3 separate regions of the Mus musculus genome follow, and regions 2 and 3 are each linked to region 1. A link is a loop called in an ENCODE intact Hi-C map of the cell type or tissue named here. Cell type or tissue: heart. All regions are shown on one strand.

Region 1 (8,000 bases):
CTGGCTCAGAAGTCAGCATCCTCCTGCCTCATTCCCCTGAAGTGTTAGACTCCCAGTGAATGCTATACCAACACACACTCCCTTGGTTTTTTTCTTTGTATGATAGGTGAGTATAATTTTACATTCAAAACATATCGCTGTCACATGAAAGGGCCAGGATGGACATGCCGGTAGCTTCACTGGCACGGGGTCTCCTGAGAGCCCCTGACCAAGCCCCTCTCCCCACAGCACTGGTTGCCCTCCTTGTCCTTGGGGCCGTCCTGCTGTGGAGGAACTGGCGGCTGAAGAACATCAACAGCATAAACTTTGACAACCCAGTCTACCAGAAGACCACAGAGGACGAGCTCCACATTTGCCGAAGCCAGGATGGCTATACCTACCCCTCAGTGAGTGTGCCCTTTGTGGGAGAGATGAGACATCAAATGAGGTGAAGGACAGAAGTTAGGTGGAGTGGAAGGAGAGGAAGCCCAAACCAGGGGCATGCACAGCTCAGTGGTAGAACCTGCCTAGGCCCCCAGTGAGGGCTTAGGGTGTGCCTCACAGTAGCAGGAACATGCTAGAGCCAGCTGTATGTGGACCGGGGAGGAGGTCTCCTCTGAGTGGGGGTTGGGAATAGAGGAATCAGTTCATTGCAAAGACCTCAAATTGTGATAAGATTGGGCACAGTGTACTTAAGAAGCATAAGGGAAGACTGGAGAGATGGCTCTGTGGTTAAGAGTACTGGCTGTTCTTCCAGAGGACCTGGGTTCAATTCCCATCTCCCACATGGTGGCTCACAATTATCTATAACTCCAGTTCCAGAGGATCTGATACCTTCTGGCCTTCACAGGCATCAGGCACATGTGTAACTTTAATGCAGAGAACACACACACACACACATACACACACATCCCCTCCCAAGGGTGGGGGGAGAGAGAGAGAGGGAGGGAGGGAGGGAGGGAGGGAGGGAAGGAAAGAGAGAGAGAGAGAAAGAGAGAGAGAGGTTTTCTAAAAAATCAGAAAGAAACACGGGATATATCTGTGGTAAGATCCGAGCCTGGAAGTGAGAGGAGAGCATTGTGAGCCTTAGTTGACCCAGTCTTAGGTGTTCTGGCCACCTCTGGTGACTGCGCAGGGACAGAAGGTGAGGGACACGAGCAGGAGAGAGAGGTGGATTCCTGCCATGCTTGTGTATAGTCCTGTTAGTCTGATTGTTTCCTGTGTTTCCGCTTTGCTGACAGAGACAGATGGTCAGCCTGGAGGACGATGTGGCATGAGCAGCCGGGAGAGCCGTCTCTTTCCGGGATCCATTGCCAAGCTTAGGCAGAAAAGACACTCTCTCCAGACCTCCCCATCCAGCACTGGTCCTGCCACCTCCCTGGGCTCTGTGTTGCTCAAAGCAAGATAAGAGCAAAGCTGGGCTGGGGGCCAAGCTCAGCTGCCTGTCTGCCCCAGGTTCTGTTTTATATATTTATTGTCTGGGGACAGAAAAGGCTACTGGCTGTGCTTGAAATTCGAATTCTGCCTGGGAATTTTTTTTTTTCTCCCATCTTCATTTCCTTGGAAGCCAAATAGGCTGTCCCAGAAGCTTCTGAATTCTACTCTTTTCAACACTAACACGGAGGAGGAAGAGACCCACCCAGGCAGAGAGAAGCCTGCTGGACATGAGACAGCAGGTACTACTGACCGGGTCCTGGGTACCATAGCCAGTCCCTAACCTCAGGACTTCCTGCATTGACCTTCATCCCAGAGCCTTCCTGCCTGACTCTGCCGCCCCCATCAGAAGCCAGGAAAGTGACTCGTGACATTCGGTACTGATCTTGCTGGATCTTGAGGCCGGCAGCTGCCAGTGATGGATACCCGCTCATGCCTTTGCCAAAACGTCACCCGTTCCTGGAGGGACAAGCCCAAGTCGCCATTCTCCCTTAATATTTATCAAGTGCCTGAGACAACTGGTTGCCTTGCTCAGGAGTCCTGGCCTGCTCAGTGTCCTGCTGCTCAGGGGTGGCCGGCAGGACCCCTGTCCTGTGCCCAGCCCCCGAGTCTCCGAGTGAGGCTTGCACTTCTCTCTGCGCACTTTTCCCGTTCTGTGCTGGGCACCCACGTGGTCCACATTTGTACTCCTAGGTTGCACTGACCCTGGTGCATTGGATGGGACCTCAGGCCGGAAGTGGCCCCGAATCATTGACCACAGAAGATAATTGCCAGGCTCCAAGCATCCATTGCCTTCTTCAGTACTGGGGGGAACTCAGGGCCTCTGTCTGGTGTTTAGTTAGTCTGTTTGTTTGTTTGTTTGTTTGTTTGTTTGGTGGTTTCTGGCTCTGCACAGCAGAGTTGTTTAGCTCCTCTGGTAACGTCATCCTCTCTCACAGAGACATCCAGCCTGCTGAAGGGGAGAGATGGGGCGAGGGGAGGGATACACGCATGGTTTCTCAGGTGTGGTGGCACTTGGCTTTAATCCTATGCTCAAGAGGAAGAGGTGGGCACATGTCTGAGGTCCAAGCCTACATAGTGAGACCTTATATATCTAAAAACCAAAAGAAATCCCAGACTATTTGGTGGGACTTGGAAGAATACTTAGAAATTGCCACAGATTTGTCACATGGGTAACCTAAGAAGACAGTGGTGGCCTTACTTGGATTCCTGGGTAGATCCACCTGTCCACTACTCAAGACACAAGGGCACACTGCCCAGCCCACTGGGACACTTGTAAAGAGCTCTGTAATGTGCCGATGGCACCTGGCTCGGTTTTCATTCTGTATATTCAAGGATATCACACATATGTATTAAATCTATTTATTTTTGCAAACCCTGATTGCTGCACCTCTCTGCAATTTCTCCAGGTTAGGCTGGGGTGATACTCTGGGATGCTCTGTATACAAAGATGATTTGAATGGGCTGATCTCAGGCCTGTCCTGTGCGTTGCTTTGAGTGGGTGGGAACTGCTTTGAAACCCTTGTTCAGATGTTTTTATAGGCTGAAAATATCATACTGTGATGGATTAAATTCTTTTTTGGAAACTTTGTCATCCTTATGTGTGTGAGGTGTGGGGTGCAGAGGAGGCATCGGGAGGCTTGGAGGATAGCTTTGTGAAGCCACTTCTCTGTATTCACCCAGGCTTAGGAACAGGCTTGTGTGTGTGTGGGGGGGAGGGGGTCACGCACCTCTCTCCGTGTGGGTGTCCTGAAACTCCAAATTGTTCCTTTGAGGCAAAGTTCTTCCCTGAACCTGGGGCCCCCTCAGCTATGTCTAATGCCAACAAGGCCCAGCCTGGCTCTGCTCTGCTCAGAGTCAGGGGTTACAAGGTTCAGAGAACTCCCATCTTGCTAAGCTGGTGCTCGAGTGTGCGCCGTGCCCCTGGTGACAAAGTGAGCGTCCTTAGCTGCTGAGTCCACCATTTCGCTAGCTGTGCCTTCTGTTTGAGTTGCGTGGTTTTGGTAGTTTGGAGCCAGGATCTCACAATGTAGCCTGTGTTGGGTTGCAGGGCCAGGAAGAGTAGCTGAAGTGCCTATTTTAAATACCAAAGCAGACCTGGCCTACAAGTTCTCCCAGTATCCTGCAGTCCCTACCTGTTGCTGGGCACATAGGTAGGTACACCCCACAGTCTACCCTGAACTTTCCAGCCCCTGCAGCCCAGGGGCGGGGCTTCCTCTCCCCAAGGCTCTATTAGGTAATCTAGACATTTTGGTTCTGTCTCCTCTGCTTGTATACTTTCTTCCTCTGTCCCAGCCGCTGCCTTTCTGTCTGCACAGCGACTTCCCTGACCCCCTCCTGGGACATCAGTGAGCCTGCCATAGAATAACATCCAACCAACCTCATTATAAACTTGAAAACCCAGACTAAACTCACCTGCCTCAGCCTTCCCAGTGTTAGTGTTGAGCTGTGTCTCTCACCGGCCGTCTTTTTTAGGACAGAGGCATTATTCTCTCTGTCTCACACATCCACGAGGGGTATTTTTTAAGACAGAGGCATTATTCTCTGTCTCACACATCCACGAGGGATGATGAAGGTGAGCACACTAACCAAAGAGCAAGTCTTTTTTTTTTTTTTAAGATTTATTTATTTATTTATTTATTTATTTATGGTTTTTCGAGACAGGGTTTTACAACCATCAGGAATGAGATTTGACACCCTGTTCTGGTGTGTCTGAAGACAACTACAATGTACTTCCATATAATAAATAAATCTTAGCCAGGTGTGGTGGCTCACGCCTTTAATCCCAGTACTTGGGAGGCAGAGGTAGGCGGATTTCTGAGTTCGAGGCCAGCCTGGTCTACAGAGTGAGTTCCAGGACAGCCAGGGCTACATAGAGAAAACCCTGTCTCGAACTCCCTCCCCTCCCCCTGAAGGGAAAAAAGAAAAGAAAAATTCAGGGAAAGAGTCTTGGGGAAACAGAACAGGAATGGAGATACACTAGACAAACAACCTGGCTCCGACCCTGGCTCTGCTGTAGTTTTCTGTGTGACCCTGTGCACTTCAGAGCCTCGTTAGCCCAGTAATTCCACCTTCTGCCAGACTGGTGGGACCTCTACCCAGGCCTGCCATCTCCTCTGAATCCACGGGGTGGCACATCCGTCCTTCCTTCTGCCCTTTGTTTGGGGCAAGAGCCAAACTGCCTCAGAGAGAAAGTGGAGAAGCAAGTGGCCTGGAAAGCCCGTGGCTTCACAGGCCTTCAAGGACTGCCTCCCTGAGTCATGGTGCTGGCATGTGTGGCTAACAGCATGGTGGAGCTTCCACGTCCTGGGAGTTAACAGACTGGAGAGCAGGTGTGGGGCTCCCACGGGACATCATGCATGGAAGGTGATGGACTGACTTTCTTCTTCTCAAGACAAGGGTTTCTCTGTGTGGTTCTGGCTGTTGTAGAACTCCCTCTGTAGACCAGGCTGGCCACGAACTGGAGATCTGCCTGCCTCTGCCTCCAGGGTGTGGGATTAAAGTGGAGTGCCACCACCCATTGGTGAGCATTTCTGATCCTGGGCTTCAGCTTTTATTTTCAAGGCCCTGCAAAGCCAAGTGTCCTCACCCGTACCTGTCACCCTACCCCTGGGGAGGTGGAGGCAGGAAGATCAGGAGTTCAAGGTCATCCTCCCCTACATAGTGAGTTTCAGACCAACCTGGGGCCCATGACTCTGTCTTAAAAACACTTTACTTACCAACAGGCACTGAAGGGCTGGTGTTTAACTCACTGTGCAGTGCCTACCTAGCGAGGGGAATGGGAGGTACTTGGGTCAGGGTCCCCTTTTCTGCTCTCCCGTCTTCTTTGCCTGCAGTTCTCTGGGCTCAGAATAGCAATCAGTGAAAGACCTGGATGTGTACCCGTGTGTGCAGTACCTATCTGACCCAGGGTGGGCAAGTGATGGTGGTCTTGCCTGCCTCGTCTCTGTGGATTCAGTTCTGCCCAGGACAAGAATGGCAGGCAGCAGCTGATTTCTGACACACGAACTGCTGTTCCCCGCTGACCACCAGCCCCCCAGGCTGTGGTCCCTTCCAACTCACAGTGTCTGAGCCCACAGCTGTGTGTGGTGAGCCAGCTTGGAGCCCCAGCGGGAATGGCACGGGGGAGACAGTGGGAAGGGTGCTCTGCTAGGCAGCCAGCATTCCCCAGCGCCCGCTGCGGCTCCAGCTCCCACTGTGGTTTTCTGAGATTAAGTTCTCAGGAATATCACTCCTACTCAGCCTGCCTGGGGAAAGTCTCCCTAGATTTCCTGTGTCTTGTCTGACACCCCTACTCGAATCTGCTTCCTGCCCTAGAGGAGCTCTGTCCTTCCCTTGTCCCGCCCTTTGGCCAGGCCTTGTAGGGAGTGTGTGGGAGAAGCTTGGAGCTTAATTAGATCAGTCTCTTACTCAGCAGAGCCACTGGCTGTCTGGAAAATCTTCCCCCTATACTGTGGACTGCAGGCCCAGATTGATCAAGATGCTTTCTGCGGTTGCCTGGTGGCAGTCCTTAGCTTGCTCCCAGCTTAGCATTATTCTGTGTCACCATCTCTACCCTCCCAGCCTCCCCCCCCCCCCCCAGCATTTTATCCCCTGTCACTTCCTTATTGCCAGGTGTGCTGACCTCCTTCCTAGCAGGAGATTGAGAGTCCCCCCACCCCCACCCCCACCCCGGAGCTCAAACACCTACCAGGTGTGAAACCTGAGACAAATCTCCAGCCTGGGTTTAGTTTCCATTTCCAGATGATGCGCGCAGCCAGGCATACTTCCATAGCTCCAGCCACTTACAAGTATGGCTGCCACAGAACCATTCAGCCAGCAGGAGCCTGAATGTGCTTGTGGCTCAAAGGGTAGGTAAGGGCGCTTGTCTTCCAAGCCTGGTGATCGAGTTTGATCTGGTCGTAATCCTTGTAAAGGTGAGAGAACTGATCCCTTACCTCTCACAAGCATGCCTGCACCCCGGGGCCTGCACTTACCTCCCTACATACTGTGACTCTCCATACAGACACACAGTAAAAAGGACCTATTAGGAGGTCCCGAGATCCAGGTGAGAGTGGCCCCAACAACAGAGGTCACAGGTAGAGTCCAAGTGTGGTCATGCCCATAACAGACAACCGATCCTGTCCCCCACACCAGCCCAGCTTTTTTTTTTTTTTTAAAGATTTACTTATTTTACTTATATGAGTACACTGTAGCTGTCTTCAGCCACACCAGAAGAGGGCATCAGATCCCATGACAGATGGTTGTGAGCCACCATGTGGTTGTTGCGATTTGAACTCAGGACCTCTGGAAGAGCAGTCAGTGCTCTTAACCACTGAGCCATCTCTCCAGCCTCCAGCCCAGCCCTTGTGTCATGAGGAGACAGCCTTCAAATCTGGCTGCCTGGCTCCTCCTGCTCATTTCCTAGGTCTATGCATCTTTCCTGCTTAAGGAAACAGCTCTTAACTGCAGCTAACCCCAACAGAAAGAGGGAGAGACTGGAGAAAGGGGCTGGCCACCTGCTGGGTGCTCTTACCACTGTCCTAAAAAACCACCTAGTCCTGGTGACACTTCAGAGGAAGACACTATGTGCCTTAGGGATTGGTGGCAGTAGAACACAGGTGAATGGGTCAACCCCTGGACTTCATATAATGTCTTGGGACTTAAGGGAAATGGCCAGATGGATCCGTCCCTCAGTTTACCTCATCTGTAAATTAGATTCAGGACTGCTCCTCCTTCTGGCTGGTTCTCTTAGAAGGAGCAAGTCAGGCTGTGGGTAGGAATTTGGGCAGGAGGCTGTGGCCTGGCCCCAAGATGTCCCAGGCAGCCAGCCAGTGCTGGGCAGTGACTCAGAGCCTAGGCATGCAGAGCTGGGGGCTCTCCAGGGTGCTGGGCCACAGTCCTCACTCACTGGACCTTGGAGTCAGCCCCCAGTGCTCCTCCAGGGAAGGGAGTGAGGCTCCCCTGCCACCAGAGGGTCAGGAGTTTGAGCAGCTGGGCACTTGCCCTTCTTGTGCAAAGCCTCGTTGTTGGTTCCTGCTGCTCTGCTGGGTTTTTTGGTAAGATTTATGTATTTTATGAGTGGTTCGCTTACATGTGTCTGCACACTGTGTGTGCCTGGCACATGATGAAGTCAGAAGGCTCCAATCTCCTGAACTACAGCTAAAGACATTTAACTCTGTGGATGGTGGGAATCGAACCCAGATCCCTTGGAAGAGCAGAAGGTGCTATTTAGGTGAAGACAAATACGGGCCCTTGGATCCTGTGAGGCCTCAGGCCATCAGACTTGATGGCAAGAACCTTACCCATGAGCCATCTCCCTAGCCCTCCAGCTTGGCTATGTTGGCAGCCTTGAACTCCATGGCTACGTTCTCCACCAGGCACCAGGTCTGCAGGTCAGCATGTACAACCGTGAGTTCTCTATCCTGCACCGTCTCACACTGGTATGAAAACACAAGTCCACAGCAGTGACTCCGCAGGCAATGTGGACTAATGCTAGTCCTGCAGACGTTAGCTGTATTATGTGACCTTCCCAAGGGACACTCAGCCATGGCTCAGACACTTCCTGTTGTCAGGACACTACTGGAATCCAGTGAGGTCGGGGATGG
Region 2 (8,000 bases), 51 kb before region 1:
TCAGCCCATGGGATGTGACCCTTCGGGAATCACAGACCAGGCAGTTCGTAACAGTAGCAAAAGTAGCAATGAATTAATTTTATGGTGGCAGCATTAGGAAGGTTGAGCCTGGGTTAGGTGGACAGCCACTCCCATGGTATTCCAGGAGAATGGCTGCAGCAGCTTTTGTGACCACCTAGCCTAGTTCATTTCTGTCAGTGTAATAGAATGCCCTGCCAAGAAGCAGCTGAGGAAGGAAAGGTTCCTTACTCACAGTTCAGTCTGTCCTTGTAGAGATGGAAGTCAAGACAGGAATTGGTCCTGTCCCATCCACGGTCAAGAACAGAGGGACAAGCCAGGCAGTGGTGGCGCACGCCTTTAATCCCAGCATTTGGGAGGCAAAGGCAGGCAGATTTCTGCCTGGTCTACAGAGTGAGTTCAAGGACAGCCAGGGCTACACAGAGAAACCCTGTCTGGAAAAACCAAAAAAAAAAAAAAAAAAAAAAAAAGAACAGAGAGAAAAACACGTACATGTTTCTAGCTCAGGGAATGAGGCTGCCCGCTCTTAGGCTGAACCTTCCCGTATCAGCAGCCCATGGTCCGCATCCAAACTGCCTGAACATCATGGCCCTGAACAGAGCTGAGGGGGAAAGGAAATATTTGAGAATACTTCTTCCAGGCTCTTCTTTCTGCATTTGATTACCTGAATTGGACGTCTTGTTATTGAGGCTGGGCTTGCTGAGCTGTCTATGCTATCTTGAACTCCTGTTTGGGCTCCACCAACTCGGGAAGTCCTGTTCGTGCCTGTGCCAGCTGTCTTCAGTTAGTATGAACCAGTTCTTGCTAAGGCTCAGGGTTATAGGGATTGTTGCTGCAATCAGCAGGAGGGCTCTGCTGAGAAAACCCCACAGCAGGAGCTGGGGCATGGCTAGATTGGGGGGACCCAGCCCGTGCTCTTGAGTAGAAAATGGAAATTCCCACAGCAGGCATGTGCATCAGCAGGAAGCTGGGCTAAGCCACCTCCATTGCCTGGAGACAAGAAGTGGATCTGTCTTGGCCGTAAGGGCTGGGCAGGGCCTCCTTGAGGCTGACACACAGGGCAAGCAAGTACTGAAGATGTAGCCCTGCCGTGGACAGAGGACACTAGTTCCTGGACACAGACCAGGCATGTCCACACGCCCACATGCTGGATACAGAGGCCAAGGGGGACGAGGCTGGAACTTCTCAAGAATACTTGCTTCCTCAGCAGAGCGATAGGGTCAGTACAAGCTAATGCTGTGGTGCCCTGACAGCTGCTCTGAGGGTATGTGCCAGGCAGGAACAAAACTCCTGTCTGTCCCATCCCTATCTAAGGGACTCTCGTGTCTACATCAGGCATTGTGACCTATAAAACTGAGATGAGTACAGGGTCGGGGAGCAGCCTCTGGCAGGCACCTGACTGGCCTGTTCCTGGTGGCTTCAGGAGGCAGAGCCTCCATGACAAGCGTGCAAAACTCCCATGTCACTGTTTCCAGAAATGGGGACCCACCGGGTGTGTTGAGGATGCCAGGATGGGGCCTGGTGGAGGGCCTGCTAACTCATTTTGATTTTGTGGGGGGTGGGGGTGGGGAGGATCTGGGATAGAACCCAGGGTCTCGTGCGTGTTAGCAAACACACTACCAATGAATTCCATCTGGTCCAGCCATTTAGAATTTTCCTTGAAAATGTGTATATACTTTCCTGTATTTTGATTATATTCACTGCCTTCTTCTCACACTAACTCATTGTCTACCTCCAACTCCTGTTTTTTCCCATCTTTTTTTCCTTTTATAATCCACCAAGACCAATTTGTGCTGCCCATAGACTAATAGGTATGGAATCCACTGGAACATTTGGTTGGTTGGGTTTTTGAGATAAGGTGTCACTATTATAACACTGGCTGACAGGCTTGAAACTGGCTATGTAGACTAGGCTAGCCTCAAAATTCACAGCAATTCTTCTGCCTCTGCCTCTTGAACATTAGAATTAAGGGTATACACCATCTATTTTTGAATTAAGGGAGCTATTTTGTTTTTTTTCTGGTTTTGTGGTTTGTTTGGGGTTTTTTGGGGCAGGGGACAGGCTCTGTATAGCCCTGGCTGTCCTGGAACTCACTTTGTAGACTAGGCTGACCTCAAACTCAGAAATCCACCTGCCTCTGCCTCCCGAGTGCTGGGATTAAAGATTTGTGTCACCCCCACCCGGCTGATTTTAGGATTTTTAAGGAAGAGAAAGCGTAAAGGTTGAGGTTGTCCTTGACTATACTGCAAGTCAGAGTCCAACCTGGGCTACATGAGAAAGAATGATAATGAGGGGGCTGGTGAGATGGCTCAGTGGGTAAGAGCACCCGACTGCTTTTCCGAAGGTCCGAAGTTCAAATCCCAGCAACCACATGGTGGCTCACAACCATCCATAACAAGATCTGACGCCCTCTTCTGGAGTGTCTGAAGACAGCTACAGTGTACTTACATATAATAAATAAATAAATCTAAAAAAAAAAAAAAAAAAAAAGAATGATAATGAGGAATGCAAGGGTGCTAGTGAAGTGGCGATAGAGCGCAGTGCCACAGGGACCCCTCCTGCCTACAGATCGCAGCCTCTTGGCCCCAGTGGGTATGGCTTCCCCACCCCACTCACTGGCTTGTCCTACCATTTGAGAACGTTGAGGGGCTGGAGAGTTGTAGGTCAGGTGGTTGAGCAGGGACAGGTGCATCCTGGCCCCTTGTACCAGCCACTCAGAGAGCCTGGGACACCTGGTCCACTTGCTCTGCTGATGGTTGTGGCTCCACCTGCTCCTGAGGTGCAGAGCGTGCTTACACTGCCCACCACAGGGACCACTGAGGTGAGTGATGTGTGGATGGGCCAGGGTAGCCCCAGACCACATTCCATCCTTGTAGGAAGTGGCGGCTGTCCTGTGGAGGGCCAAGACAGCTGTGCTCTTCCTCTTCCATCTTGGGGTTTGTGCCAAATGCTCTGCTCAGTGCCACCCACCCACAGGAGAGTCGCCCGTGAGGATTGTGACCTCAGTAAGGTGGCCATCATGCACGCAAATGTGGTTTGTATAATATAGAAAGTAGAAACAAAGAAAAAGAAAGTAGGATGGGATGGCTGTGGTGGCACAAGCCTTTTATCCCAACACTTGGGAGGCAGAGGCAGGCAGATTTCTGAGTTCGAGGCCAGCCTGGTCTACAGAGTGAGTTCCAGGACAGCCAGGGCTACACAGAGAAACCCTGTCTCGAAAAACCAAAAAAAAAAACCCTCTGTTGATGGGAAGGAGAGTGGCCTGAATGTATGTACCTTCCTGAGGGTGGCAGTGTAACGCTCCTTCCAGGGCTAGACTTAGAAATGTCATTAGACTTCTCACACCTGCTGCCAGTGGACCTCATTATCTGTCAGGAATGTCCTAACAGTCCAAAGACCTCAAACACTTAAATAACTCGCAGAACAAACGTAGAGATGCTCACCTTCGGTCCCAGCCATTGGGCAGAGATAGGCTTTCTCTTGAGTTTGAGCCCAGTTTCTTCTGCACAGTGAGACTTTCTCAAAAAAGATTAAAGAGCTAACAGGTCTTTAAATTCTCATTGTCTGTCCTTGTGTGGTGGCACAATGTGTCTCTGGGGTGGAGTGACACACAGCATGTCCCCTTACAGCAGCAGTGGACGTCAGCTCAGCGAGGTGTTCATCCAGCTCCCCTCTCGCAAGGAGCTTCCTGAGTACTATGAGCTCATCCGAAAGCCTGTGGACTTCAAGAAGATCAAGGTGCGCGGGTGCCGAGGATCCGGGCTGTGGGAGGACGGCCGGGCCAGAGGGACGACATGGGCAGGCTGGAGGTCATGGTGCCCAGAGTTAGGCCTCCGTCCCTCCCTCCCTCCCTCCCTCCCCACAGGAACGCATCCGAAACCACAAGTACCGCAGCCTCAATGACCTGGAGAAGGATGTGATGCTGCTGTGCCAGAACGCTCAGACGTTCAACCTCGAGGGTTCCCTGGTGAGCACCCACACTACTGTCATGGCACCTATGGGCTTCTGTTTGTCTAACTTGGACAATTTGGTCTCTTCCACTACTGCTGAGAGCAGTGTCCCCTTCCCTATTAGTAAAGGGGCCACACACAGCTGCCTACCAGCCAGGGTGTCAGGTGCCTACAGAGGCAGAAGAGGGAATTAGATTCAATGGAATGATACAAGTAGTTGTGAGCCATAGAGTGGATGCTGGCAGTGGAGCCTGAGTCCTACAGGAGCATAGCATTCCTGAAGCCACCTTTCTAGCCCACGTTGCAATTTTGTCTTTAGTTCTGTATCAGCGCTCTTAAAAGGCACCCCATATGTACCAGGTGTCCTTTTTTGTGACTAAATGGCTGGCAGTGGTCCCCATCCTGCCTCTGGCAGATTCCTCTCACACCTGGGAGGGGTGACTTCTAGGAGATGGGTTTTGCTTTGTTAGGTCAGGGAAATGCCATGCCCACAGAATTTTGTGGAAACCAAAGCAGGAGGGGATGGAGAGATGTGAACCTGGGCGGAGACCATTTCTCTTTGTAGACATCAGGGCCCTGAAAAGTCAGCTCAGTGAGGGAGGAACTGGTCAGTACACAGACCTCTCAGACCCCCCTCTCTCCGGGGCATTTTGACATCCAGGGAAAGGCTGTAGGGTGTCCTTGCTGAGCAGCAGGGCTCCAGTAGAGTCACACAGGCCCTATGTCCTTGCAGATCTATGAGGACTCCATCGTCCTGCAGTCTGTCTTCACCAGCGTACGGCAGAAGATTGAGAAGGAGGACGACAGTGAAGGCGAGGAAAGCGAGGAGGAGGAGGAGGGCGAGGAGGAAGGCTCCGAGTCTGAGTGTGAGTAAGGGGGAAGGGCAGACGCTGCAGCAGCTCACCGCAGACTGAGATGCCAGTAGGCAGTGCCTCTCTTAACGGTTTGCTTCCTTGCTGCCCCACAGCCCGCTCCGTCAAGGTGAAGATCAAGCTGGGCCGCAAGGAGAAGGCCCAGGACCGACTCAAGGGGGGCCGCCGGCGGCCAAGCCGGGGATCCCGGGCCAAGCCGGTTGTGAGTGACGATGACAGTGAGGAGGAGCAGGAGGAGGTAAGAGCGCTGCAGCCATCCTCGACTTAGCCAGTCCCATGTCCAGGCCACTCTGACGACAGACTCGGCATTATGTAACCTAGCTTGTTCACAGACAGCCTCTCAAGCAGCAGGCTTTGGGTTCCTGGTGCAGCCTGCAGAAGAGCTGGGCAGGATAGGACAGGTCTGTGTCTGTGGAAAACAGAGCCACCAGACAGGGGCCTACACACAGAAAGCCTTCCTGCTATGGGTTGCCATGGGACACAGACTGGGTCCTTGAGCTTCTGCTCTGGCTTATATGGGAGAGTTTCCACATAAGACCACTGAATTAAAAATAAAGAGGGCTGCAGGAATGGCTCAGGGGTTAATGGCACTGACTACTCTTCCAGAGAGCTCAGGTTCAATTCCCAGCACACATGTGGACACTCATAACCATCTATAATTCCAGTCCTGGGGACCCAGTACTCACTTAAGGCTTCTGTGGGCACACATGATACACACATGATACACACATGATACATGCAGGCAAAACACTGATACACATAAAAATAATTTTACAAAAATGGGGAGGGGCTGGAGAAATGGCTCAGTCCTTAAGAGCATTACTGCTTTTGTGGAAGACCAGAGTTCAGTTCCCAGCTCACATTCGTGCTTCACACTGCCTGTACTTTAAGCACCAGGACATCATAGGCTCCAACCTCCACGGGCCCATGCCCACACACAGACATAACGCTACATAAGTAAAAGTAAAAGTAAGCCAGGTATGATGGTTCATGGACAGCTTCATTCCCGGCAGTCAGGAGGCAAAGGCAGGCTCTCTTAAGTTTTAGGCTGGCCTGGTACACATAGCAAGTTCCAGGCCAGCCAGGGCTATATAGAGACCCTAATTTTTTAGAGGGCTTTCTTGTTTATTTTGCCTGCATGTATGGATGTGTGCCACTGTGTGCCTGGTGATCGTGGCGGCTAGAAGAACGCATTGGATCCCCTGGAACTGGAGTTCCAGGGTGTTATGTGAACACCCACTATGTGGGTTCTCAGGAGTGAATTCGTGTCCTTTGTAAGAGCAGCCAGTTTTCTTAGCTATTGAGTCGTCTCTCCAACCCTAAAAATGACTCTTAATAAGATAATGGCTGCAGGCATAGTAGTAAACTCCCGTGATCCCAGGCCTTGGGAGGTAGAAGCCGGAAGATCAGGAGGCGTTCATGACCATCCTTGGTTGCCTAGCAAGTTTGAGGCCAGCCTGAGCTCTATTAGACCAAAATGGCAGTCAGAAGACATGTTCATACTCAAGAATGGCTATAATGAGTGGCTGCCTCTTATGGGGTTCCATGTTGGCCTGTCCCTACCATGGTGCAGGGCAAGGTCCAAGTTTTGATGCAGTTTTCTTTTTTTTTTTTTCAAAGATTCATTTATTTATTTATTATATGTAAGTATACTGTAGCTGTCTTCAGACACTCCAGAAGAGGGAGTCAGATCTCGTTAAGGATGGTTGTGAGCCACTATGTGGTTGCTGGGATTTGAACCCAGGACCTTTGGAAGAGTAATCAGTGCTCTTAACTGCTGAGTCGTCTTGCCAGCCTCCTTGATGCAGTTTTTTTTTTTTTGCCACAGTAAGATAATTTATCCCTTAAGGATCTAGGCCCTTCCACAGCATTGAGAACACCATGGACAAGGGAGAGTGCCTAGGCCGCAGCCTACTCACAAACTATTCCCCCTGTTCTTTCAGGACCGCTCAGGAAGTGGCAGTGAGGAAGACTGAACCAGACATTCCTGAGTCCTGACCCCGAGGCGCTCGTCCCAGCCAAGATGGAGTAGCCCTTAGCAGTGATGGGTAGCACCAGATGTAGTTTCGAACTTGGAGAACTGTACACATGCAATCTTCCACATTTTTAGGCAGAGAAGTATAGGCCTGTCTGTCGGCCCTGGCCTGGCCTCGAGTCTCTACCAGCATTAACTGTCTAGAGAGGGGACCTCCTGGGAGCACCATCCACCTCCCCAGGCCCCAGTCACTGTAGCTCAGTGGATGCATGCGCGTGCCGGCCGCTCCTTGTACTGTATCTTACTGGACAGGGCCAGCTCTCCAGGAGGCTCACAGGCCCAGCGGGTATGTCAGTGTCACTGGAGTCAGACAGTAATAAATTAAAGCAATGACAAGCCACCACTGGCTCCCTGGACTCCTTGCTGTCAGCAGTGGCTCCGGGGCCACAGAGAAGAAAGAAAGACTTTTAGGAACTGGGTCTAACTTATGGGCAAAGTACTTGCCTTGCCAGGTGTATGGGTTTTGCATTCCCATCACCCACACACCCTAAACAAGCCAAGTCAGTGAGCTTCAAGTTAGAGCCTCCACCTCAATGTGTACGTGGAAAGCAATCAAAGATGATGCCTAGCATCCACCTCTGGCCCTCATGTGCAGATGTACACACACTGAATTACATACACGGGACACACACATCCACACGGAGGCAGTCCATGACTTGCACTGGGGAGATGGTACCATAGGCGAAAGTGCCACAGGCACAGGGCCAGGCTAATTTAGTCCTGCAGTCCTGTGCTCTTAAGATGAAGGCACAAAGAGGAACCCCAGGCGCTCCAACTAGCATGCCAGGCAGTGACAAGACCCTGCTTCAAATGAATCAGAGCCCACATTCAGTATTGCCCTCTTACCCGATGCGATGCCCATGCCCTCACATATGAATGTGTATATATACATACATACGTAAAATAATTCTTTTTTAAATTATAGACATTTTTGTGTGAATGTTTTGCCTGAATGTGTGTGTGTGTGTGTGTGTGTGTGTGTGTGTGTGTGTGTGTGTATCAAGTACATTCCTAGAGCCTACAGAGGTCAAGGGAGGGCATTGGATCTGGAACTGGAGTCACATGAGGCTGTGAGCAACTGTGTGGGTTCCTGGGCCTTTGCAACAGCAGTTAGTACTCTTCACC
Region 3 (8,000 bases), 150 kb before region 1:
AGCAAAACATAGAACTTGCCAGGTGTGGTGATGCACCCCTGTAATCTCAGACTTGGGAGACAGGTGGATCTCTTGAGTTTCCAGGACAGCTAGAGCTACATTGTAAGACCCAGTCTCAAACAACAACAAAACGGCTGGTCCCCAGAGGTTTTCCTGTAACCTGGACAGGCATGCCTTGCAGAAGTGTGCCACTCTCACATCACACTTTTTTTTTTTTTTTTTTTTTTTTTGGTTTTTCGAGACAGGGTTTCTCTGTATAGCCCTGGCTGTCCTGCACACACAACTTTTAAAGGTTCATTTTATGTATATGATTGTTTTGCCTGCACTGTTGCCTAGGTACCACAGAAGTGCAGTGCTCAGAAAGGTCAGAAGAGGGCACCGGTGGTTGTAAGCTGCCATTTGGCTGCTATGTCTGAACCCAGGCCCTCTGCAAGAGTGGCAAGTCTTGGTCCACTAAGCCATTTCCCAGCTCTGTATAGTTTTTTAAAAGCTTTTTTAAAAAGCTAGTCAGCAATATGATTCAGTGGGTAGATGTGCTTGCCATTTGAGCCTTGCTCCTCAGAATTCAGAGTTGTCCTCTGACCTTCACTATGCAAGCAGGTCCTAGCACTCATATACAACATGCATCGCATGGATAGTGGAAAGGGGGGAAAATCTAAATTCCTGTAGTATTCCATAACTCATCTGAGACTCTGGTCCACAATCCAACTCCTCCCTTTTTTCCTAGTTGGCCTTGAACTTGTGTGTAGCCAAGGATGGTCTTGAACTCCTTACTCTCTCTGCCTCCTGAGTCCTGGGATAAAAGGCATGACCTGTGCAGTTTTTCATCTTTTTTTTTTTTTTTTTTTTTTTTGAGACAGGGTTTCTCTGTGCAGCCCTGGCTGTCCTGGAACTCACTCTGTAGACCAGGCTGGCCTCGAACTCAGAAATCCACCTGCCTCTGCCTCCCAAGTGCTGGGATTAAAGGCGTGCGCCACCATGCCCGGCTCTTTCATCCTTTTTGTTAGATTAGTAGTAATAGCTTTTCTTGGCTTTCAACTTGACTACATCTGAAATTAGTGGAATCCTAAGGGACCGGGTATACCTCTGAGAGAATTTTTTTTTTCCTTAATTAAATGTTTTGAAGTGGGAAACCAACCTTTTTTTTTTTTTTAAAGATTTATTTATTAACATTGTAGCTCACTTCAGATGCACCAAAAGAGAGGGCATCAGATCTCATTACAGATGGTTGTGAGCCACCATGTGGTTGCTGGGAATTGAACTCAGGACCTCTGGAAGAGCAGTCAGTGCTCTGTAACCACTGAGCCATCTCTCCAGCCCAATCTGGATCTTTTGAGGTGGAAAGATTTACCTTTGATGTGAGTTAACCTTTTATAAAGGTCATGAAAGAAGAAGAAAGCTTTTGCTCTTTGCCTGCCTGCCCTCATTCTGGTTGGCCAAGTGCATTGCATCATGGCCATTAGAGCCTGTTTCTGCGGGATCCCAGTGGACACTGAAGACCAGCTGAGACACCAGCTTCCTGGGCTGAACAGCTACTCAGTTCTTAGACATTTCATTGGTAAATAGCCATCGTTGAACTGGCTGGACCACAGCCTGTAAGTCATTCTGCTAAATGTGTGTGTGTACGCACGTGCACGCGTGTGTGTAAAGCCTGGGTCCTCTTTAAGAGCAACAAATGCTCTTTAACAGCTGAGCCAACTCTCAGCCCCTCTCAAATGAGGTCTCAGTATGTAACACTAGCTGTCCTGGAACTCATGTGTGGACCAGGCTGGCCCCAAACTCAGAGATGTGCCTGCTTTGTCCAGGCCTGGCTGACCCTCATGGGAATGGCTAGTGAAGCCCCATGCGGCTTAGCGCAGCAAATACAAGGTGCTTCATCCATTTATTGAAACTCAGGAATGGCATGTGGTGGCAGAAGTTGGTGCCATTGGAAAGGGCCACATCCATTCCTAGAACATGTGCCTGATTTGCAAAAGAGGCAAACATCAGGACCTGGGCTATATGTTCCATCCACCATCTGTAGATGACAGCCTGGACTTCAGGAAGATACCTCTCAGGGTAATGGGTAGACCCTGGAGGGTGACAGTCCTTAGACTTCATTGCCCTTAGCCAGCCAAGTACTGGCCTTGCACATACCAGTGTTTACTTAGCCCAGCTAATTCACCAATTCACCAGGTTTGCAGTCTGGTTGTCCATACCTGCACTCTGTTAAAGCCAGGTGCTCTGTGAGCCTGCCTCTGAAGCTCTTCATGATTGAGATCTATAGTTCTCAGCCAGCCACCTACCCCCTTCTAGGTTTGGTCCCCTGATAGGCACAGCTAGCCAGCCCTCTTGTTAGGTTCTGCACCGAGGGAGCCAACCAAGGTGGAATGGTGTGATAAGTGTAGCTGACTTCAGTTGTGTTCACCCAGCATATAGGGAGCCCCAGGCTCCAGCCTGATGACCATTAATAGGTCTTGTACAATCTGTAACCTCAGCACTTTTCTCTGACTAAAGGGAGGCTCCTTAATACTCAATACCTCGAGTATGTAGTGATCCGGTTCAAGGCCAGCCTGGGCCAAATGAGACCCTATCTCAAAAACAAAAAACTCGACAAGAAAGGAGATTAGGAAAAACTTTCGCAGATTCTTTCCTGCTGATATTTCCTAAATAATGAAGTATAAAGCTAGGTATGGTGGCTTACATCTGCTATCCTAGACAAGAAGAGGCTGAGGCAGGAGGATCAGTACAGTCTTAAAGCTAGCCTGAGCTGTGACCTAGTGGTGCTGATGATGTTGCTGGGAACACTTGCCTAGCATACACAAGGCCCTAGCTTCCATTCTGGTACCAGAAACAATAAGATCTCTGTGAGTCCCAAGCCAGGCAGAGCTCCACAGGGAGACCCAGTGTAATAAACAAACAAATGTCGGCCATCAAGCATGATCCTAGAGCGCCCACAAAAGAGGAAGGAGAGGGGCCTGAAGAGAGAAAATAAAAGGTTAAAACAATTAAGTGGAAGGAGCCAGGAAGTGGTGGCATACACTTTTGATCCCAGCAACTCGGGAGGCTGAGGAAGGTGGGTCTCTGTGATTTTGATGCTAGCCTGGCCTACAAAGCTAGTTCCAGGACAGCCAAGACTACACAAAGAAACCCTGGGAAAACACAAAAACAACAGCAATGTGGGAAGAGAGAACTAACTCCACAGAGTTATCCTCTGACCTCACACACAGACTGGGGTGTGGCTGAGTACATATACACACACACACACAGCTGGGGGCGGGATAATTATTTGAAGATTTCACTTTTAGTTTCATTTATGAATGTTTGCTTGTGAAATGTGTGTAGTGCCACTGGAGGACTGAAGACGGTGTCTCTGATCTTTTGGAGCTGGAGTTACAGGAGGTTGGGAGCCACCATATGGAGTTGGGAACTGAATCTGGGTTCTTTATAAGCATACTTGGTATCTCTCTAACCCCAACATGGGTACTGGGAATGGAATCTGGGTCCTTTCCAAGAGCAGCCAGGTGTATAGTGTGCTGGATAGTTTTATGTCAACTTGGCACAGGTTAGCATCATCTGAGAGGAGGTAGCCTCTGTAAGATCATGCTGTAGGCAGGCCGGCCTGTAGGGAACTTTCTAAATGAATGATCGATGAGAGAGGACCCAGCCCATTGTGTGTGGTTCCACTCCTGAGCTGGTGGTCCTGAGTTCTGTAAGAAAGGCTGAACACACATGCCGGGCGATGGTGGCGCACGCCTTTAATCCCAGCACTTGGGAGGAAGAGGCAGGCAGATTTCTGAGTTCAAGGCCAGCCTGGTCTACAAAGTGTGTGCCAGGACAGCCAGGGCTACAAAGAGAGACCCTGTCTCAAAAAAAAAAAAAAAAAAAAAAAAAAAAAAAAAAGCAAGGCTGAACCTGTGCCTCCCCAGCTTGGGACACTGGTATCTCCAGCTTCTCATGTGCTCCCAAAGGTCAATGGTCAAATCCATCCGTACACTTGTTGCAGCAAACATTTTACCCACTGCTCCATAGCTCCATCCCTAAGTTTCTTTTTACTGAAAAATATATGCTACTGCCTACATGTCCCATGGCTTGCGTTTCTTGCACCAGCATTTGGTCACTCGGCAACAGAAGAGATTGACTTTGGGGTGGTGGCCGTGCATGTGTTTATTCTGATTAATGGACACCAGAGGGCGCCAAAGCTCCTCATTCCCAGCTAGGGCTTCTCTGTTTTGCCCTGAGCAAGGCCCAGCAGAGCAGGTGAGGGGATTAAGGTAGACTAGCTTTGACATATAAAACAAACAAACAAACAACAACAACAAAACAACAGAATTTCAAAGAGGATGAGGCTCAGTTGAATGTTTGCCTAGCACACATTCACGTCCAGTACTTCAAGCTAGACATGATATTGGCTCGCACCTGTAATCTTAGCACACAGGAGTTAGAGGCAGGAGGATCAGTTCAAGGATATAGTGAATTACAAGCCATCCTGAGAGGCTGAGAGCCTATCTTGAAAAAAAAAACAAAACGAGAGATAGAGTCTGAGAAGCAGAGGCAGGTGGGTTTCTGTAATTTTAAGGCTACATAGTGAGACCCTGTCTCAAAGAAATATGGAAAAGAAAACCCCAACTAACTCCTAACCAAAGTGGCTCAAGGCTTAAGTTGCAATGATCTAGGTTGATGGCTGTTGGAGGGTGCTCCAGTTTGTGGCAGCTGGGGCCATGAGGAGCTAAAGAGCACTTGTAGAAAGCTCCACACAATGGTCTGGATTAATGATGGCACATTTCAAAACTTGTGACTAAAAAAATAAATTGCAAAATGCAAGTCCTACATAGCGGCACACGCCTGTGATCCTAGCCCTCAGGAGGCAGAGGCAGATGAATCTCTGTGAGTTTGAAGCCGGGCTGGTCTATAGAGTGAGGTCCAAGACAGCAGAGCTATATAGTGAGACCCTGTCTTAAAAAAGACAAAAGAAGCCAGGTGTGGTGGTACATGCCTTTAATCCCAGCACTCGGGAGGCAGAGGTAGGTGGATTTCTTAATTCAAAGCCAGCCTGGTCTGGAAAGTGAGCTCCTAGACAGCCAGAGAAACCTGTCTCAGAAAAACAAAAAACAAGAGGGCTGGAGAGATGGCTCAGCAGATCTGCCTGTTTCTGCCTCTTGAGTGCAGGGATTAAAGGCGTGCGCCACCACGCCATGCTTAAGAAGTGTATTGTCTCCTTCCATCATGTGGGTTCTGGGGATTGAACTCAGGTTGTCAGGCTTGGCAGCAAATGCCTTCACCCCTAGACAGAGTCTCTCAATGTTTACCTCAGTCAAGCTAACTGGCACTGTCTTCTACCATCCGTACCCCTTTCAGTGTGCTGTACACACCCACTGTACTACTGTATCCATGGTTGCTTGGGTTCTGGGGAATCGGAACTCAGGTTGTCAGGCTTACCCAGTGTCTGTTGCACCATGACCAAGCACCTTATAAAAGAAAGCGTTGACTATGAGCTCATAGTTCCAGAGGGTTGAGCCTGTGGCCACCGTAGTGGAGAACAGGCAGCAGGCAAGCATAGCCCTGGAGCAGAAGCTGAGAGCCACCAGGAATGGCATGGGTGTGAGCCTTTGAAATGTCAGAGCCTACTCTCAGTGATACCTACTCCAGCAAGGCCAAAAAGTTCCATTACACAGGGACAAAGCATTCAAACATGAACCTATGAGGGATGTTCTCATTCAAACACCATATTCCACCCGCTGGCCTCCATAGACATAACGCACAGTGCAGTTAGTCCAACTTCAAAAGCCCACCCCTTCCTGGTTTCTCATTCTGGTGTGTCTTTTGAGCTTCTTCAGGGGCCCCTCTTTCCTGCAGAAGGGATATTTCAACAATATTTGTGTGTGATCACATGTGTGCAGGTTGGAAGGATTGGTTATTGTCTACCATGTGGATCCTAGGGACCACACTCAGGTCCTCTGCCTTGGCAGGAAGTTGCTAGCCCTAACAGTGGTCTCCGGTAGCCATCCAGCTGAGACAGCTCTGGCAGCAGAGCTTCAGGTGGGGGTCACAGTGTAGCCCTGAGTTCCATACCTGGGTCACTAGAAACTGTTTCAAGGTCCCAGCTGCAAACAGTGCATTGTCACCCTCTAGGCTGAGAACTCACTGCAATAAGAAAGTCAAGAGAGGGACTGGAAAGATGGCTCAGCGGTTAAGAGCACCGACTGCTCTTCCGAAGGTCCTGAGTTCAAATCCCAGCAACCACATGGTGGCTCACAACCATCTGTAACGAGATTTGTCGCCCCCTTCTGGAGTGTCTGAAGACAACTACAGTATACTTACATATAATAAGTAAATAAGTCTTTAAAAACAAACAAACAAAAAAAAAACAAACAAAAAAAAACAAGAAAGCCAAGAGAGGGTTTGGCCCTTGTCATTTGATGCCACATTTGTCAGGTTTTTACTGATTGTTTTTTTGTTTTACACCTTATTTCCATACACACATGTAACTGATTAGGATCACAAGGTGCAGAGGCCATGAGCCTGGCCACACATGGGGAGTCAGTCCTACTGGATCGGATCGGGGAGTGGCTTGCTCTTTCCTGTCCCATGAGATGGGAAGAGCTGCCCTTGGTTGCTACTGATGGCTTACTGGAGTACCGAGCTGCACCACATGTTGTCCATCTGGCTTGGCACCCCCAGCGGACCAGGAAGTTCTGGTCTTCTGTTTTCTTGTCTGGGCTGTTATGTCTGTACACTGACCCTATCCAGTGTGAGCTGTTATTCCTATGTAAATAAAGTTCTCATGTGTTCACCCTTCCCTGCCTGCCTGCACTATTCTTGAAGCAGGTACGGCAAGGTATGGCAAGCACACATTTGGACACAGGAAAATCAGCTATCTCTTTAAATATGGAGTCAGGGACCATTGTAGATGCCATTAGCAAGTTTAGGGACAGGAAGGAGCAAGCCACTCCCTAATCCAGCAGGAGAGACTCCCCATCTGTAGTCAGGCCAGGCTCAGAGATCAGATCTGAAATGTGTAGTGGTAGTAGATCCCTGGTGGGTGTGCATGATTCTTGCTACTGCCCCAGTGTTGTAGGTTCACAGACAGGCAGACAGATACAGACACAGACACAGACACATACACACACACACACACACACACACACAGGACTTGTTTTGTTTTGTTTTGTTTGAGACAGGGTTTCTCTGTATAGCCCTGGCTGTCCTGGAATTCACTTTGTAGACCAGGCTGGCCTTGAACTCAGAAATCCGCCTGCCTCTGCCTCCAGGACCTTATTTTTAATATGCCCTAAGCAACTCAATGGCTGGGCCACTCCCAAACTTCCATATTACTAATGCCTTGCCTCCGACACTCCTGAATTATTACTTACTAAAATCTAGATTCCATCTCTGTTACTCCAGACCCAATTGTGGATATGCTCTTGGGGCCGCTCTTCTTGGGCTTGTAAGACTCAAAGTGAGCCTTAGCTACCGGGAGACCGGCAATGAGACTTGAGAACAGAGTTCAATACAAAAGCAAGAGGTTTATTTTTCCAGCACACTGGGGTCATCCTGCACCCAGTGGAGAGGCAACCCCTTCTCTTTCTTTCATAAGCCTTTTATATAATTTTTGAGGGCAGCAACTAGGCAGGTAATGATTGATGGTTCTGATGACCCTTACATTAATTGGCTGGACAGGGAGGGGGACTCAGGAACCTTCCCTAAGGCCTCCAAGTCAGCGCTCTCAAGCTCTTCCACGGTTGTCACTCCGTCTTCTGCAGCTCTTGCCTGATCCTCCGGCCTCCTTGGCAGTACTAAAAACCCTTTTCTTCCTGGGCTTCCTTTGCCCGAGAAATCTAAAGTCTCTCTCTCTCTGTCCAGCCATTGGCCACCGGCAACATTATTCACCAATCAAAGCCACCTGGGGCCAGGGACCTTCAGTGTCTTGCAGGCGTGCCTTTCCTGGGTAATTTGGGGAGCCAAATTAACACAAATAGCATTAGAACCAATCCACAACAGAAAAGCCTGAAAGCTCAGAG

Evidence for each region. Hi-C counts contacts between places; a loop is a spot of excess contacts. Peaks named below come from ENCODE experiments on the same cell type or tissue, not always from the same donor. Only the 100,000 strongest peaks of a DNase experiment are listed, where the experiment ranks them.
Region 2: it touches region 1 in a loop (2.0-fold over the local background); 5 of 42 quality-filtered maps call a loop at or near these places.
Region 3: it touches region 1 in a loop (2.0-fold over the local background); 4 of 42 quality-filtered maps call a loop at or near these places.

The regions. Positions count from the first base shown.
Region 1 is chr9:21,746,921-21,754,920 of GRCm38, forward strand. It overlaps Ldlr (low density lipoprotein receptor), which reads left to right. Exons shown (of 18, transcript NM_010700.3): 17 at 229-386; 18 at 1,221-2,999. The coding sequence ends at 1,256. Among named protein-coding and RNA genes, the nearest start is that of Spc24, 9.4 kb to the right of the region's middle. In heart, CTCF peaks have their summits at 4,534 and 6,641 (motif pointing right); DNase peaks (open chromatin) are centred at 1,371, 5,771, 7,251, 7,921 and 3 weaker places; H3K27ac peaks cover 3,183 bases.
Region 2 is chr9:21,696,153-21,704,152 of GRCm38, forward strand. It overlaps Smarca4 (SWI/SNF related, matrix associated, actin dependent regulator of chromatin, subfamily a, member 4), which reads left to right. Exons shown (of 34, transcript NM_001174078.1): 30 at 3,648-3,756; 31 at 3,884-3,985; 32 at 4,702-4,834; 33 at 4,936-5,078; 34 at 6,784-8,000. The coding sequence ends at 6,816. Among named protein-coding and RNA genes, the nearest start is that of Gm26511, 23 kb to the right of the region's middle. In heart, CTCF peaks have their summits at 3,307 and 7,520; a DNase peak (open chromatin) is centred at 7,529; H3K27ac peaks cover 406 bases.
Region 3 is chr9:21,598,031-21,606,030 of GRCm38, forward strand. No RefSeq gene overlaps it. Among named protein-coding and RNA genes, the nearest start is that of Yipf2, 9.2 kb to the left of the region's middle. In heart, CTCF peaks have their summits at 366 (motif pointing right), 4,161 (motif pointing right), 6,251 (motif pointing left) and 6,459; a DNase peak (open chromatin) is centred at 4,171.